Linked DNA regions of Mus musculus: region 1 is linked to region 2. Evidence: chromatin loops called from intact Hi-C (ENCODE). Cell type or tissue: left cerebral cortex. All regions are shown on one strand.

Evidence for each region. Hi-C counts contacts between places; a loop is a spot of excess contacts. Peaks named below come from ENCODE experiments on the same cell type or tissue, not always from the same donor. Only the 100,000 strongest peaks of a DNase experiment are listed, where the experiment ranks them.
Region 1: a loop joins it to region 2, with 2.1 times the contacts of the local background. A loop is called at or near these places in 1 of 42 quality-filtered maps.

Annotation. Positions count from the first base shown.
Region 1 is chr4:114,982,367-114,990,366 of GRCm38, forward strand. Cmpk1 (cytidine monophosphate (UMP-CMP) kinase 1) reads right to left here and starts at 4,862. Exons shown (of 6, transcript NM_025647.3): 1 at 4,600-4,862. The coding sequence starts at 4,767. In left cerebral cortex, a CTCF peak has its summit at 848 (motif pointing left); DNase peaks (open chromatin) are centred at 931, 4,029, 4,478 and 4,889; H3K4me3 peaks cover 1,840 bases; H3K27ac peaks cover 1,689 bases.
Region 2 is chr4:115,053,060-115,061,059 of GRCm38, forward strand. It overlaps Tal1 (T cell acute lymphocytic leukemia 1), which reads left to right and starts at 4,752. Exons shown (of 5, transcript NM_001287388.1): 1 at 4,752-4,812; 2 at 6,460-6,607. It overlaps Gm52674 (a long non-coding RNA gene), which reads right to left and starts at 2,522. Exons shown (of 3, transcript XR_003955097.1): 1 at 2,034-2,522. Gm33786 (a long non-coding RNA gene) reads right to left here and starts at 6,251. Exons shown (of 2, transcript XR_376559.3): 1 at 4,998-6,251; 2 at 4,563-4,850. In left cerebral cortex, no CTCF peak of the experiment used is centred here; DNase peaks (open chromatin) are centred at 4,003, 4,228, 5,054, 5,332 and 1 more place; H3K4me3 peaks cover 3,092 bases; H3K27ac peaks cover 2,497 bases.

The sequences.
Region 1 (8,000 bases), 71 kb before region 2:
CAGACGTTACTTTTCCACTTTAAATGAAAAAGTATAGTAGAGCTCTTCTCACCTCTTCTAAAATATCAACTCAGAAGGCAGAAGCAGGCAGACCTCTGTGAGTTCAAGGCCAGTCTGGTCTACAAAGCCAATTCCAGGACAGCCAGGACAGTTACAAAGAGAATCTCTGTCTCCAAAACCAAAATGAAAACAAAACAACAACAACAAAAACAAAAAAAACAAAAAACCAAAAAAGTAGAAACAAAAACCACCAAACCAAACCAAAAAAACCTTACAATAAGCACTCTTAAAGAAATAGTGGTTCTTCAATAGAGTCACATTTTGTTGCTTTTTAACCTCATATGAGTGTTTTGCCTGCATATATGTATGTGTGCCATGTGAAAGTCTGTGGCCTGTGAAAGTCAAAAGGGGAAGTCAGATCCCCTGGAACTGAAGTTACAGACCGTGTGAGCACCATGTGGGTGCTACAAATCTAAGTGGGTCCACTGGAAAAGTAGCTAGTGCTCTTAACAATAAAGCCATCTCACTAGCTCCCAAAAGCAAGGGTTTTGTAAACCATTTCTTTTAAAGACTATTTATAGCTTTTAATTTGTCTTTTTTTTAAAAAAATCATCCTTTAACCATATCCTACCCTTAAAAGACTAGAATAGAACTTAAGGTCTACCAGATTTTTCTTTAGTGCCTTCTGAATACAAAGGGCGAGTTCTGGATTTTGAAATCAAAATCTTTCAAAATTCTGCTCAGCATACTTACCATTCATTCTCTCAGAGTAAACAAAAACATCTCAAAGATAGGTCTTATTCATATGTGAGGTCCAGAAAGCTACTTGGGTGCCCCCTAGAGACCAAATTTTTAAAATGTATTCAGCTTCATGATACAGTCTTCTGTCATCACTTTTATTCAACAACAACCTACTATGTGCTAGGTACAATGCTCAACAACAGAGAAAAAGATAAATAAAATCAAGGTTTGATTTCTATATGCCTAAATTCAATCTCATCCAAAACTTTGCTAAGCACAGAGTGAGTCACCCATTCAAGGAGGCTCTTAAGGAAGTCATGACACAGATAATAAATAGAAGCTTTACTCACTACTTACGTAAACAAAATGTTCACAGTATATGAAAAAGAAAGTAAGTATTCTTTCCAACTAACCCACACAAAATTGTGCATACTATTTTCAAAAATAACTTTAGGTTACAGCACTCTAATTTATTTTTGATCAAAACAAATATAAAGCTTAATTTTTAAAAATTAACAAGTGAGGCCTGATGACCTGATTTCCATCCCTGAGCTCACATAAAGGTGAGTGGGGGAAACCAACTCCACAGAGCTGCCCTCTAGACATGGACCAAAGCACATGCATATATACTTATGCACACACAACAGAATAAGTAAAGAAACTGTAAATGATACAGCACCCCCTGAATCTTAGAAATACATCATTATACAATAGTTCCACTGACTCCTTACTTCAAATAAAATCTTTAGAGACTTAGAAAATAGTATAAGAGAACACAGATTTAGAAATAATTAGAAAATAAAATTAAACTGAAAGGATCACTACAAATGAATGAGTGAAGTCAATTTCCAAAGCTCCCTCAAAACTTCTCATCCCAGTAGGAGATACAGTAAAAGGCTCTCTCTCTCCATCTTACATGCCCTCCCCTTCCCTCCCCATGGAACAATTACTAAAGTGGAGTGTGGCTCCAGAAAAACTTCCATCTTCCCGGCAACACTCTCCCTTGCCTAACTTCAAGGGTTCTGCATCCCTGAAACCAAGGTGGACTTCTGACAGCACATAGCAGCACACACTCCAACCCTAGCACTTGGGAGGCTGAGGCAGGAGAATAGTTTGAGGCCAGCCTGAGTGAGGATAAAGAGACTACACCTCAAAACAAACAACACAACACAACTTTTGGCAGCCTGAATTGAAACACCAAAATAAGCTCTCTCCAAAGAAACATTTCTATAATCAACCACATTTCAGGTACCCTGTGAACCAAATTTGCTTTGATGACAGTTGATGAATTTAACATTAAGTTATATATTATAACATTTTCCCTAAAGGAAAAAAATTAATTTTAAGCTTGCCGTCTTTGGGGATTATGTTCACAGCTGCCTACATAATGAAATATTGAGCCAAAATGCAGACTCAAAATGGGGAAAAAATGCCTAACTTACCTGACTATAGACATCCCAGTGTTTATGTGACCAGCTAAGGAACAGTCATTGTTAAATTATACATCTGAAATAGCAGATTATCAGGTGGATGTTTATGGCAACTGGAAGCAACAACAAACAATTCAAAACAATGTATTCTAGCTGGCTTGGTGGGACAGGCCTATAATCACAGCTTTTTGACATTGAACCGAGAGAACCACAAGTTCAAGGCCTGCCTTAGTTAGAGTGAGTGCAGGGAGTACTTACTGAGAATTTTAAAGTACACGGTACAAAGAGAGATGCTCTGTCATAGAGTGCATGCCTTTCATGTGTGGGGGGCCCTGGGTTCCACTGTCAGTGCAACCAGAAAAATGAACAAACACAGAAACAAACAGCCCACAGCTTCAGCTCATGTAACTGCTCATCAAGGACTCTGTAAGTAACAGGTATTAACAGGATTAGCAACTATCATTTCACCAAGTAGAAATACCAGTCACTCAGGACAGACATTTTTCATCCAGTGGAGTAATGGGGGAATTATCAGATTGAGTACAGACATTTAAGGACATAAGTTCAGAAAAGTATTTGGATGCACTCAATATGAAAGTCATAAGCCAAGTTTTAAAATGTAATGCACCTTTAGGGGTTGGAGAGTTGGCTTAGAGGTTAAGAGCACTGACTGCTCTTCCAGAGGTCCTGAGTTCAATTCCCAGCAACCACATGGTGGCTCACAACCGTCTGTAATGGGATCCAATGCCCATTTCTGGTGTGTGAAGAGAATGACAGTGTACTCTCTTTAAAAAAAAAAAAAAGTAATCCACCTTTAAAATAAAAATGACCAGTTGCAGATAGTTATCTTATACCCAACCTGCTGTTCCTTGCAGTACATTAAATCAACCTGGTGTCTTTCTAAAAATAAATTAAATGACCAATATAATAAAACCAGGAAGCTTAAACATTTGCATCTATGTGCAGGTGTGAGACCTCATTTAGCAGTCACAGATACAAAACAAGACATTTCATTTCTATTTTCTCCCTTCTTACAAAGTAACTTAGGCTAAAAGTAACTTCTCTGGGGCTAGGAAAAACAATAGCAATCTCTGGGGCTAGGAAAAACAATAGCAGGGTCAGGTCTTGAACTGCTTACCTGTTTTGACTCACTCCCTCCTTTACCATGCTATCTATATTTTAATCATTTTACTTATAAACTGAAACCATCCACTTGTCATTTGGCTTTCTAATAGATAAAACAAACAGAAGTAAAAATAAGGAGAAAAATTCTATGTGCTTTGTGATTAAACTGATTTTCCAAAGTTATCTGTAATTCTAGACATAACTGTAAAACACACAACTTTTAGACCACATTACTTTATTTATCTGTGGTTGTTCTTTAGAGAATAGACTATAGGGCAGGAGCTGAATATATGAACGTGGAAAAAAATACAAAGCAAATATAGGCCACGGCTTATAGGAAAAGAAGAAATTATCAAGTTCTGGGTCAAAACCTTTTATCAAGCACTCAATTTAAAGGTGAATGTTGGGTGTTTTTCCCCAACCCTGCCATTTCTTTCTGATTGTCTTGTTTTCCTTTAAAACACTGCCCAAGACAGTCCATTAAGCCTTCCTCACCGCATCATTACAGCTCATAGGGGCTAGAAAAAACAAGACAGTCCATCACTACAGCTAACACGGGCTAGAACCCATACCTGCTTGAGTTTAAAGTCTTTGCCTCTCTCCGTGTACATGCCACCCCTGACCTCAAATACTAAAAGAATGGAACTGGTAAACTTATGTCAAAACTTTAATTGTATTTAGTTATTTGTGTGGGCAAACCCTTGAGCTCTAGAGTGAACATCATAGGACAACTCGCGGGAGTGGGGTTGTGGTTCTCTGTGGGTCTCAGGGATGGAACGTGGTGGTAGGCGCCCTTACCCGTTCAGCCATCTCTGCAGTCCTAAAGCAAACATTATTTAAAAAATGATAAGAGGATTTTATAGTTGGGTGGTGTTTTACTTTCTCGGAGAGCAGAGTTTTTTATTTGCTTAGACAACTGAGGTTCACTGAGAGTGAGTGACTCACTCGCCCAAGGAAAAGGGCGTGAGTTGTCAGCTGGGCCAAAGGTTAGCGCCTGGGCTCTCACAAATCCGGCACTTTAACTACCACAAGATCCGGGTCGGGTTCCTCGAGGCCGGTTAGCCGGAGACTGACAGCCAGAGATGTAGCGAGAAGACCCGGATCCCAGGAGTGGAAGCAAGGGCGCGCGGAAACAAAGCACTCGTAGACTCGACGCCCCTCGGCCCGGGCGCGCGGTGGCCGTCGGGACTCGTAGTCCGCTCCCCACAGCGAGGGGCGCGGCCGCCAACGCGGCTGCTCCCTCCGGCCCCGGCCCGCTCCGCTCAGCCCGGGAGCTCTCCGTCGCCCTCCCGCACGGCCTCACCTCGACAATGCGCGCGCACTGGGTCCCCTTGCCCGCACCGGGCCCGCCCAAAACGAACACGACCAACGGCTTCATGAGGTGGAGAGGGAAGAGCCGCAGTGTGCGGGTCAGCGGCGGGCAGCTCGGGACCAGGACGTGCGGGAGCAGCCGACGACAGCTGCTCAGCATACAACGCGCTTCTGACAGCGGCCGGCGCGGCGGCGCGGGCGGGGCGGCAGGGAGGGGGCGGGCAGAGCGGGCGCCGGGGCCCCGCCGCCAGCTGCCGGCCGCCGTGACAGGAAGGGGCGGGGCCTCCGTGCGCTGCGCCAGCTTCCGCTCGCGGTTCCGGTTCTTCCTAACGTGGCTGGAGACCCAAGGCATTTCAGTTTCAGAACCTGGATTGACGTTTAGGCAGACCAGTGGTTCAATCTCCCGGGTTTCCCTTTCCCAAGAGAAGCGGCCTAACCGAAGAGGCAAGCACAGGAGTCAGTAGGAACAACGGCATTGTTGGGAAGGAAACCAAAGGAAAATGAGAACAGTTTGAGGTTTGCAAAGAAGGCCTCTAAAGAGGTGACCTTGGAACCAAGACTTGAGGACTGAAAAGAGCAGAGACTTGGATGCAGTGACCCGCCAAGAGAGAAGGGCATGTTAGAAGGTTAGGGCTGGATAAGTGGAATGGAAAGTCATTAATGGAGAGTTGAGTCGGTTATGGAAAAGCACTTAGGTTATATTCTAACCGCAGGGAAAGACTTTAAGCTTAGCTCTGTTACCCTGACTCGGGCCATTAGGGAAAACTCTGAAGAGAGAAGAAAAAGAGTGAAAACTGAGCCTGGATGAACACAAACCTTTGAAAATTGGAGTCGGCAGTGGTAGCATTTTCATGGAGTTTTTTATAGTAACAGAACAAAGCTATGAATCATGGCAATTTTTTTTTCAGATAACTTGGTAGAGATGGTTTCTAGCAAAGCTGGTACTGTTATTGGCCCCAGATGCCAAATGATGACGAGAGGGATGAGACAAGCTGATCCAAAGGTAGTGAGTTATCTCAATGGATGGTTCACAATCAGTTACAGATTAAACTTCCTTCCTCCTCACTGCTGCACTTGACTAGAGATAGAGTAAGACAAAGCCCACCTACCTCAGAACTCCCCCAGTGTGCTTTAAATTGGGCCTGCAAGCTCACTTCTCGGTCTTTCTTGGTAATGGGAGACCCCAGCATGCTGAACTTCTGCAAAATAAAACACTCTTTGTATTTACATACTTTTTGAATCCAGGGTGTCATTCTTTGAAAAGTCATGGACCCTTACAATCACATTCTTAGCCTTTGGGTTTGGAAGCTAGGATTCTGTTTGTATGTTACAAATGGACTTACCTAATAGTCACAAGAATGTTAGGTCACATAGAGGTGAACAATAAATGGTTGATTGGGGGCTAAGATAGATAATTTGGCTTTGGACCTACAATATTCCAGCTCCCCAAATAAGAAACCTGAAGTCAAAGGCTGAAGCAGGAAGATGATAGGTTTGAAGCCTGACTGTATTCCCAGCACTTGGGAGGCAAAGGCAGATGGAACTCTGTGAACTCAAGACCACCCTCATCTGGTTTACACTTTTAAGGTCCAGACCAGCCAGAGCTACATAGACTCCCATCTCCAAAACAATAATGAAACCCAAACAGCTCGATACAAAATTATATTTGCAGCAGCTGGTAGGTGGAGGTATGAAAAGAAGTATTTCACAGCCAGCTTCAACTACATAGCAAGTTCCAAGTCAGCTTGGGCTACATGAGACCCTGCTTAAAACAAAAAACAAACAAACAAAAAAATTTCAAAGCCAAAATAGGCCCAAGAATATTTAGCAATAAGAAGCAAGGAGCTTCCAGGTTTGTGTTTTTGTGCATGGAAAAACAGAGCACTTGAGACTTGAAAGAAACAAAACTAGTCCTGACTCTCTGTATTACCAACAGAAAGTAAGTGCCTTGTCTGGGGCATTGCCCCACTTTTGTACAGATATTAAAGCAGAGAGGATGGAGCGTGTACCAAGAGTACACAGGCCTTTCTTTAAGTCTTACTGCTAATTAGTCACTCTGGCCTTAGAAAACTACTAAAAATCCTTGCACTTTAAACTGGGACAAAAGTAAAATGAAAACTTGTCTAAGACCATCAAGAAGGAGTGGATAGTTGGGGGTGATGGTACACACCTTTAAAACCAGCACTCTGGAGGTAGAGGCAGTCGGATCTCTGATCTACAGAGCAGGTTCCAGGGTATCCAGAACTACACACAGAAACCCTATCTTGAAAGGAAAACAAATAAACAGAAAAAGCCCAAATGGACTCAATTCTTAAGATTGCAGGTTTTAGTTTGCTGACCACCTATGACCTAGAACACCTGATGGTAAATTTCAGTCCAAGCTCAGAAGGTTCCAACCCCCCTGCTAGGACACTAGCATATGAGAATAAGGAGAACCAGTCATACTAGGAAGAGGTGGCAGGAATATGAGACAGGCCATTCTAGAGCTAGGCATGGTGAGCATGCCTATAATCCCAGTACTAAGGTAGAGACAGCTTATGTGTGAATCCTAAAGGCTTACAAAATGGCCTTGTGGATAAATGTACTTAGCTGTGCAGGCCTGACGATCTGAATTCATTCCCTGTGGAACCCTTATAGCCCTGGCTGGCCTAGAACTTGCTATGTAGATTAGGCTGATCTCTGCCTGGCTCTGGCTCTGGACAGAGATTGCCCTTTTTTTTTTTTAATTTTTTTTATTACATATTTTCCTCAATTACATTTCCAATGCTATCCCAAAAGTCCCCCATACCCTCCCCCCTACTCCCCTACCCACCCATTCCCACTTTTTGGCCCTGGCGTTCCTCTGTACTGGGGCATATAAAGTTTGCATGTCCAATGGGCCTCTCTTTCCAGTGATGGCCGACTAGGCCATCTTTTGATACATATGCAGCTAGAGTCAAGAGCTCCGGGGTACTGGTTAGTTCATAATGTTGTTGCACCTACAGGGTTGCAGATCTCTTTAGCTCCTTGGGTACTTTCTCTAGCTCCTCCATTGGGGGCCCTGTGATCCATCCAATAGCTGACTGTGAGCATCCACTTCTGTGTTTGCTAGGCCCCAGCCTAGTCTCACAAGAGACAGCTATATCAGAGATTGCCTTTTTAAAAGAAAGTTATTTAGGGCCAGTTAGTGCTTCAGCAAGTTAAGCCACATGCTGCCAAACCTGGAGACCTGAGATCTATCTCTGGAGCCCACACAGTAGAAACATATACAATGAAGAAAAGTCTTAGAGGATTTAAAATAGAAATTAAAAGATCATATCAAAGTAAACGTGCCTTACTTCCTTTTGTGCATACATAAAAGATGGTGATCACTGCTGGGCGTGGTGGCGCACGCCTTTAATCCCAGAACTCGGG
Region 2 (8,000 bases):
ACACCCAGGAAAATGATCCAGTCGTCATTGGTCAAGCCAAATGCATAACCTTTTCAAGCCCATAAACCTCGAGACAGCCTTACCCCATTCCCTCTCCTGAATTAACTAACCTGCCCCCAGACATCCTGGATTCTTCGATTTTCATTATTCGTAGTTCTTCCAAACTCAGTCTTAAATACCCTGTGCGAAACATCTACCCCACACCTTCTCTTCCATCTCCTGGAAGGAGAATTAGAACAAGCTCTAACCTCTTTTCTCTGGTCACAGAACACTTAGCCTTCACCTCCCAGCTCCCCACACCAACACAGCCCCTACCGCCATTTCAACCCAAGGCTTTCCTTTCCTTTCCTTTCCTTTCCTTTCCTTTCCTTTCCTTTCCTTTCCTTTCCTTTCCTTTCCTTTCCTTTCCTTTCCTTTCCTTTCCTTTTTCCTTTTTTATTAGATATTTTCTTTATTTACATTTCAAATGTTATCCCTTTCCTAGTTTCCCCTCCGAAAGTCCCCTATCCCTTCCCCCTCCCCCTTCCCCTGCTCCCCAACCCACCCACTCCTGCTTCCTGGCCCTGGCATTCCCCTATACTGGGGCATAGAGCCTTCACAGGACCAAGGGCCTCTCCTCCCATTGATGACCAACTAGGCCATACTCATGGCTCTAACTGCATACTGCATATGCAGTTAGAGCCATGAGTCCCACCATGTGTTTTCTTTGATTGGTGGTTTAGTCCCAGGGAGCTCTGGGGGCACTGGTTAGTTCATATTGTTGTTCCTCCTATGGGGCTGCAAACCCCTTCAGCTCCTTGGATACTTTCTCTAGTTCCTTCATTCCAAGGGTTTTCTAAAAAAGCAAATCCGATCTTACATAGGACAGCAAGCCCTTATGTAAACACAGTGGTAAAAACAAAACCCTCAATTCTTCCACCCATACTGTACCAGTTTTCTGTTTCTTACATTAACTTTCCCCCTTTCTGTGTCAGCCCTTGGTCCAGGACGCCTGGCTTTCCTGGGAAGCACACCCAGTTAGCTCACATACAATATAGTTAGCCCATATAACCAAGCGAAGGCAGCACAGCTGGACTTTCATCAAATGTCACAGAGGAACAGACAGGTGTAACTAATACTCCATCTCCAGTATTGGTCCTGAAATCTAGGAGGGGCAGAACTCAAAACAGGTGCTACTCTTTGGAATCAGCCCTTGACTGAGTCTCAGTCTGTGACCGGGTTCAGAGCTACTGGAAGGTCAATGCAGTTTGGGATGCTTAGTGGGGTCTATGGAATGGAAATTGAACAAGAGAGTTCAGATAGGTGCTGGCGTTACTCTAGCTATAAGTTTGATCAAGTTACATCTCTTTGCCCCCTACTTTCCTTTAACATTCTTAATTTCTGTATGGCAACCAGACAAATGCCTATGATATCTTATTAGCTCCCTACCACCCACTTTTTATATTATTTCTCATGTATATGAAACTTTGGCATTTAAAATATTATTATTATTCATTTAGGCTTTTTGAGAAAGGGTTTCTCTGTGTAGTCTTGGCTGTCCTGAAACTCCATATGTAGATTAGGCTGGCCTCTAACTCAAAGGATCTGCCTGCCTGCCTCAATGAGAGCTGGGATTAAAGGTATGTGCGTTTATTCTTTGAGTATTTTATAAAATGAATTTTGATCATATTCACCTCCTATTACCCCTCATCTCCTCCTATCCTGATGTCTTTTTTTTTTTTTTTTTAAATCTACAGAGAGGCTAGAGAGATGGCTCAGTGGTTAAGAGCATTGGTTGCTCTTCTGGAGGACCTGGATTTGATTTCCAGTGTCTATATGGTAGCTCACAAACTCCTGTTTCAGAGGAGCTAATGTGTCTGCCTTCTTCTAGTCTCTGGATACAGTACATAGACATTAATACAGGCAAAACCAGGGACCACACCCTTAAAAATGATTCCCCTTCTCAAGAAGTGTTCAACTGTCAATAGCTCTTCAGTTAGCGGTGAAGGCTCATGAACACCCCCACACACACACACACACACACATACACCTACCTTCTGGCTAGAATCTTGACTGGCTTGATCCTGAGCAGGCAACCACAGCTGTGAGTTGGTCCTTTTCTGACCAGAAGGTAGTCACTCTGGTCTTCCTTAACTGCTCTTACTATCTTTTTCTTCTTTTCTTCTCTTCTGCTTCAAGGCAGGGTTTCACTATGAACCCGTGGCTGGTGGCTGACCTGGCTCTCTATACCAGGCTGTCTTTGAATTCGTGGGTGTCCACCTCCCTCTGCCTCCCAAACACCACCATGTGTCCACCATGGTCTCACTCACATAGCCCAAACTGGCCAAGAATTCTGCTATTTTTGCCCTTATCTTTTGGATTACAACAGCCAGTTTCCACCATCATAGAAAGAAAAACCCAGATACTCCTCAGCCCATTGGGTTCCTACAATGTACCTATGGGCTTCAATGTCAAACTTCTTTCAAATCAGGCTTCTGTCCCTCACTAGAAATTTAATATTGAGTTATTGACACAGCCCTGTCACCCCCTCCCCCCACTGTTTTCTCACCTATAAATTAGGAATAATAAAAGCACCAATGGGGAGAAGTTGGATGAAGGGGGAAAAGTATCACTAAAGCACACTATTATTCAAAGGTGCCCTAATGATATCCAATTGTATGGTATTTAAAAAATAAAAAATAAAAGCATTACGAAACCGGGTGTGGTGGTGCATGCCTTTAATCCCAGCATTCCAGAGGCAGAGACAGGTGGATCCCTAAGTTCGAAGACAGCCTGGTCTACAGAAAGAGTTCCAGGACAGCCAAGGCTACACAGACAAACCCTATCTCAAACAAAACAACAAAAACCAAAAAGAGAAAGAAAAGAGCTAATTTAGAATTTTCTCATTTATACACCTGCTTATTTTTATTTTTGCAGTGCTGAGAATTGAGTCCTTGGCCTTGCACAAGATTGGCAAGCCCTCAAACTCCAGTCCTTAGGGATATTTAAGGAAAATCAAACTGTATAGTGCAAAGAAACAATGTACTAAGATTAAAGAGTGTGTTAAGGAACATGGGGGCTTGGGGATGGGTGGGGGGGTGTTCTGCTTTCATCCTGAAACCAAGCTTAAGGGGCATTTTCATCTCTCTATTGATATCTGTTCTGTCCCCCTATAGAGTCTTTTATCTTTGAGCAATTCCAGTTTTAGAGCGGTCAGGGGCCTGTGCTGATGAGGGTCAGCGAGGAACTGGGTGTTGAGATACGGAAAAAGGAGAAACAGACACTCTGGCTTTGGAGAAGACAGGAGAAAGAATGAAGAAGGGAGGGTTGGTTGGGAATGGGTCGGGAGACACGGTGGTCTTAAGAGGCTAGACAACGGCCAAAGCCGCTGAACGAGCATCTGGGAGGCGGAGATCCGAGTCGGGTTGTTTGTAGGGAGCGGGAATCCCGAGGGGCCAGGGGTGGGGAACGGGCGGAACCCGCCGGGTCCCAACGTGAGCGCTCAGCCCTCTCCTCTGCGCATTCCTGGGCCATCCCAGCGCCGCAACCCGTCCCCGCTCCCTCCGGAGAAATTGCCAAATTAAAATGAATCATTTGGCCCATAATGGCCGAGGCGCTTATCGGGGGCGGGCGGGCCCGAGGCGGCTCCTTATCTCGGCGGCGCACACGGCCGGCGCTAACGAGGCCGCGGGCGGGAGCGGGATTAGAGCGCGCGGCGAGGCGCGGGCGGGGGCTGCCCAACATGGCCACGCACACCCCCAAGGCGCAAAACGTGAGCGTCCCGGCCTTCTTCCCAGGGCCGGGAGACAGTCGCCTCCCGTGGAATTGCCCGTCCGTTTCCTCCGTCTTTCCCCATGCGCACTCCAGCCTCGGCTCCCTCTCCCCCGTCTCTTCCCGGGGGGCACTTTCCACGACGCCCCTCCGCTGCCCCTCCCGCCGGGGAGACTCTCTTCCTTCCTTCCCCTTTTCCCCTTGCGCAATAGACAGAAAAGCGCAAGGCGCTGGCGGCTTCCATTGCTTCTGGGCGGTGTGTGCGGGCGGCCGGGTTGAGAGTGCTTGCGTGAGCGGCAGGCTGCGGTGGCTACTCCCCGCGTGGGCTTTTGGCGATAGGTCGTGTGCGGGAGTGTGAAACCCTGCGCTGTCTGGGTGTGGAGATTCCGACCTCTCTGCGTTTTATTCGTTGTATGTAAATTGCCCTGTTTCTTTTCTCCACAAGGTCGGTCTGGTGTATCGCAGTGTGTGGCCTTGGACAAAGTGTTAGGCTGGTTTCGTTATGTCGGGCGGGTGTGATCCTCACCCTGTGAGGTTGTGTGTCTGTGAGCGTTTGCGTGTGACTGATGTCGCTGTGTCATGTTGGACAGTATGCCGGTCTGCCTACACCGGCTTGTGGGACAGAGCTAGCTCGTGTTCATCTGCTTCCCTCCTCTGGGCCTGGACCATGTGTGGTCCTGTCCAACAAGAGTCCTATGCCTGTGTGCCTGTGTCCTTTAGAGGTGCGTTTGCAAATCGCTGGGGGCGGGAGTGGGGGGAGGGCGAGCGAGAGATCGAGGCGCTGGTGGGGGCGTCAGCATGGGGGCGGGGAGTGGGATTTCACATTTTATTCCAAATTATGATGTATTCGGGAGCCAGTGTTGGCTCGGATGGGCGGACAGAGCCCAGTGGGCGGCAGCTCTGTCCGGAGGCTGTCTGTGCCTTGGTGTTGCGGGGGTCCCCTGGTGTGTGCGGGGGGAATCTTCTAATCTGGAAGATGAGCCGCGCTCGCTGAGGCCAGCGTCTTCCCGCCCGCAGCGCCAGGCCTGGATTCGCGCTGCCCCTGGGTTTCGCCTATTTCTGGTCAGTTTCGCGGGTGCGTCCGCGGTGGTTGGGAGAGGCTGGGAAAGACAATGGGCACATTTTCCAGGTCTGGTGCCAGGGGTGGGGGTCCTCGGGATCGTCCCGGGGGACATTTTCTCAGTCCCTTTCCCATCCCGGTCCAGTCAGACCCCCTAGCAGGTTAGCTGCCCTTGGAGTCCACTTACGTTGGAAGGACCGCTTCAGGGCCACCTTAGCTGGACAAGAAGGATCGCGTTTTCCCCTTTTACTGCGATTGTTAATACCTTCGTCATCATCACCATCACCCTTAATATCCGCTTTTAATTAAAACAATCGAACAAAAAGCTCACCAGTTCTACCCTTTAGCTTCTTTGGAGGGAGAACAAAGCAGTCCTGTCCTGTCTTAGGCCCCTCCCTAGCTGCTTTTTTTTTTTTTCCCCTAACTTGCCAGGTTTGGGGTAGGGAAAGAAAATGAAGAGGTAGTCAGAATAAAGAGTCACTCCATAAAACAAACATTAGCCTCAAGTAACAACGGGAACGAGTGTATTCCCCGCGTCTCCCCTCCTCTTCCCTCCTTCTCTGGATTAGCAAGGAGAAAGAAAACCTCCCGCACTGAATTGAAAGCCAGGGAGGAGGCAGTTCTGAGCTTCCGCCAAAGCCGCAGCGGAGAGAAGGAAGCCTTCGCAATTAACCCAAGACTTCGATGTGCCATTGGGCGGTGGACATCTCAGGCAAAACAATTAAAAAAAAAAAAGGAGGCGAAAAATAAAAGCAAACGAAATCCAGCTACCGCTCTTGGAAGTGGCGTCGGTCTGCTTTGGCCCGTCTTTCCTTTTGCTTTGTTTATCGCTGCGAAACAGTATAAGAGGTGTAAGAGTTAACTCTCATCTACTGCCAGTCAAAACCCCGAAAGTCGAAAATCTTTTGCAAAGGTGGTGGAAGAAATGGTGAAATACCTTCCTTTATATCTCTGCATCCATTAGAAAGAAAACAAGGGACCCAGCTAAAACAGATAGAGCTCTCTCTCTCTCCCTTTCATCCCTGCAAGGGAAATAGGATCTTTGGAAACAGGTTCTGCCTTGTCCTGGGCAGGAACTTGAAAGATGGGGTCATGAGGAGTATGGGACCAGGGCTCCCAGGTTCTGACCCAGCAGCCAGGGCCTGAAAACTCTTGGGTTTTTGTTGTTGTTGTTGTTGTTGTTTTTGTTTTTGTTTTTGTTTTTCCATCCCGTTCTCTCCACCCTCGTCAAATAGAGAATTACATCTTCCTGCTCTGGCTAAGCCTGGGCTAAGGTTGTGGGGGCAACCCGCATAGAGACGTCCATGCTTAGAAAACAAATTCGGCCATACTGAATTAGACAGATCCGTTAGAGGGTTCGAACACGTTCTGGGCAGCCTGCCGGAGAGGCTGTTGTTGTTGGACTAAGTAGTTATTCCTGATTGGTCAGGTGTAAGGTTCTTCTTCTTTTTCTTTTTTTAATTCGGGATGTGTTTGGGGGAGGGTGGGCTCCAAACACCTGCAAGTTGGAGGCGGAAAGCCATTTGCTATTCTTTGGGATGGCGGGGCACACGAGGTAATTCCCAGTCATTGACCCCCCATTTTCTCTCTCGCCCTCCCTCTTTCTCTCCACCCCCATCTTTCCTGGAAACTCGCTTTGGGCGCGGCAGACCGCGCAGGACCTCACGGCAAGCTAAGTAACTGCTGGTCTCTCAGCGAGAGCCGGGAAACCCAGCTTCGGGGTCCTACCTCGACCCCTCTCCAGCGGAGGAGTGGAGGTCCTAACCAGCCGAGTAGGTCTCTCTAAATATGCCCCAGGTTAGTTGCGGCCTGGAGTCTGGGGTGGGGTGGGTGGAGGAAGGGGGGTAATGTCTGTGGAAACAACAGTATTCTGGGTTGTGAACTGGGGGGCGGGGGGGGGGAGACGACTTAGAACTGAGAAGATTGGTGGGGGTGGGGGTGGGGGTGGGAGAACCAACCTAGACTAAGAACCCGGGATCTGACTGCCACTAAGCTGCCTCAGGCCTCCAGCAGGGCTCTTTCCTTTTTCCGGCCTTGGATAAAACAAGCTGGTTGGATTATGTCCTCCAGGCCGCTCCCATGGTCCCGGTTCCGAGCACATTTCACAAGGCCGGTAACTTTATTGTGGCTATATCCGGATGGCGCAGGAGCTCCAGGCACGAATAAAAGCAGCCAAAGCCACCCTACTAAGGCCTAAGGCCTAAGAAGCTGTGCTGGAACGCATTTCCACTCGAGTGGTGGCAGAGATAGTGCATTGCTCACTGGCGGATTAGGTTTTGGTGCAGGCTTTGTGTTTCTCCACTGTGTCTTGCGCATATGAGTGTGGAGGGATGGGAGGCCAGCCAAGTCTAAGGCCAACACTATTTCTTTTAAAAATAAGTGGATTAAAAAAAATCTCCAAGCTATGATTTGGGGCATTAGGAGTTGCTGGAGAAGATGCAGTGCCTCCCAGAAAGGAGCTTTCTGGTTCCCCTTTTCAGGTGTATTGTCACCTGCTGGCTGGGGCAACTGGAAGGTGAAGATGAGGTTGAGGCTGTAACCTGGGTCTCGGGAAGCACAAAGAGCTGGGATGGTCGAGTGCTCCTGTCTAGCCTGAGCCCCCTCCCTTTCCCATTCTCCCTTAATAAAAACAATTGCATAAAAGCTGTTAGTGTTAACCCCTGGGCTGCTGTGCGGGTGGGGGTGGGGTTGTGTGTGATCCTGGTCTTAGGAGGTTTACCTGAGGTCCAGGAGCTGAGCATGGAGAATTCTACTGGAAGCCTTGGATATTTATAGCATCTGGAGGGTCAACTCATCTAGAATATGTGTCCCCTTTGGCCATTGGGAACCTGATTCAGTCATTGCAGCAGAATTGATCAGGGAGTCAGAGGGGAGCTCTGGCTCAGTTACTGTAGTGTATGTTTGTCATTTAGAAGCTGGGACTAAAACAACTGGTCATTGAAAGCACACAGATGGTGTGCCTCAAGGTAGGAGGACAGCGTCTCTGGCTTGTGTATTTCACCAGAAGCTGGTTTATTTCTGATGCACTTCACTAGCAGGGAGGGAAGTCAGGATGGCTACTATACTTCTGGTTCATTTCCGGTGGTTGAGGTATTCTCTGTATATAGACCTTTTGTCTCCACTCTAATTGTGAATTCAATCTCAGTGAAGCATTACAGACCCATATTGGCTTTGCAGCTTGTGTGTAACA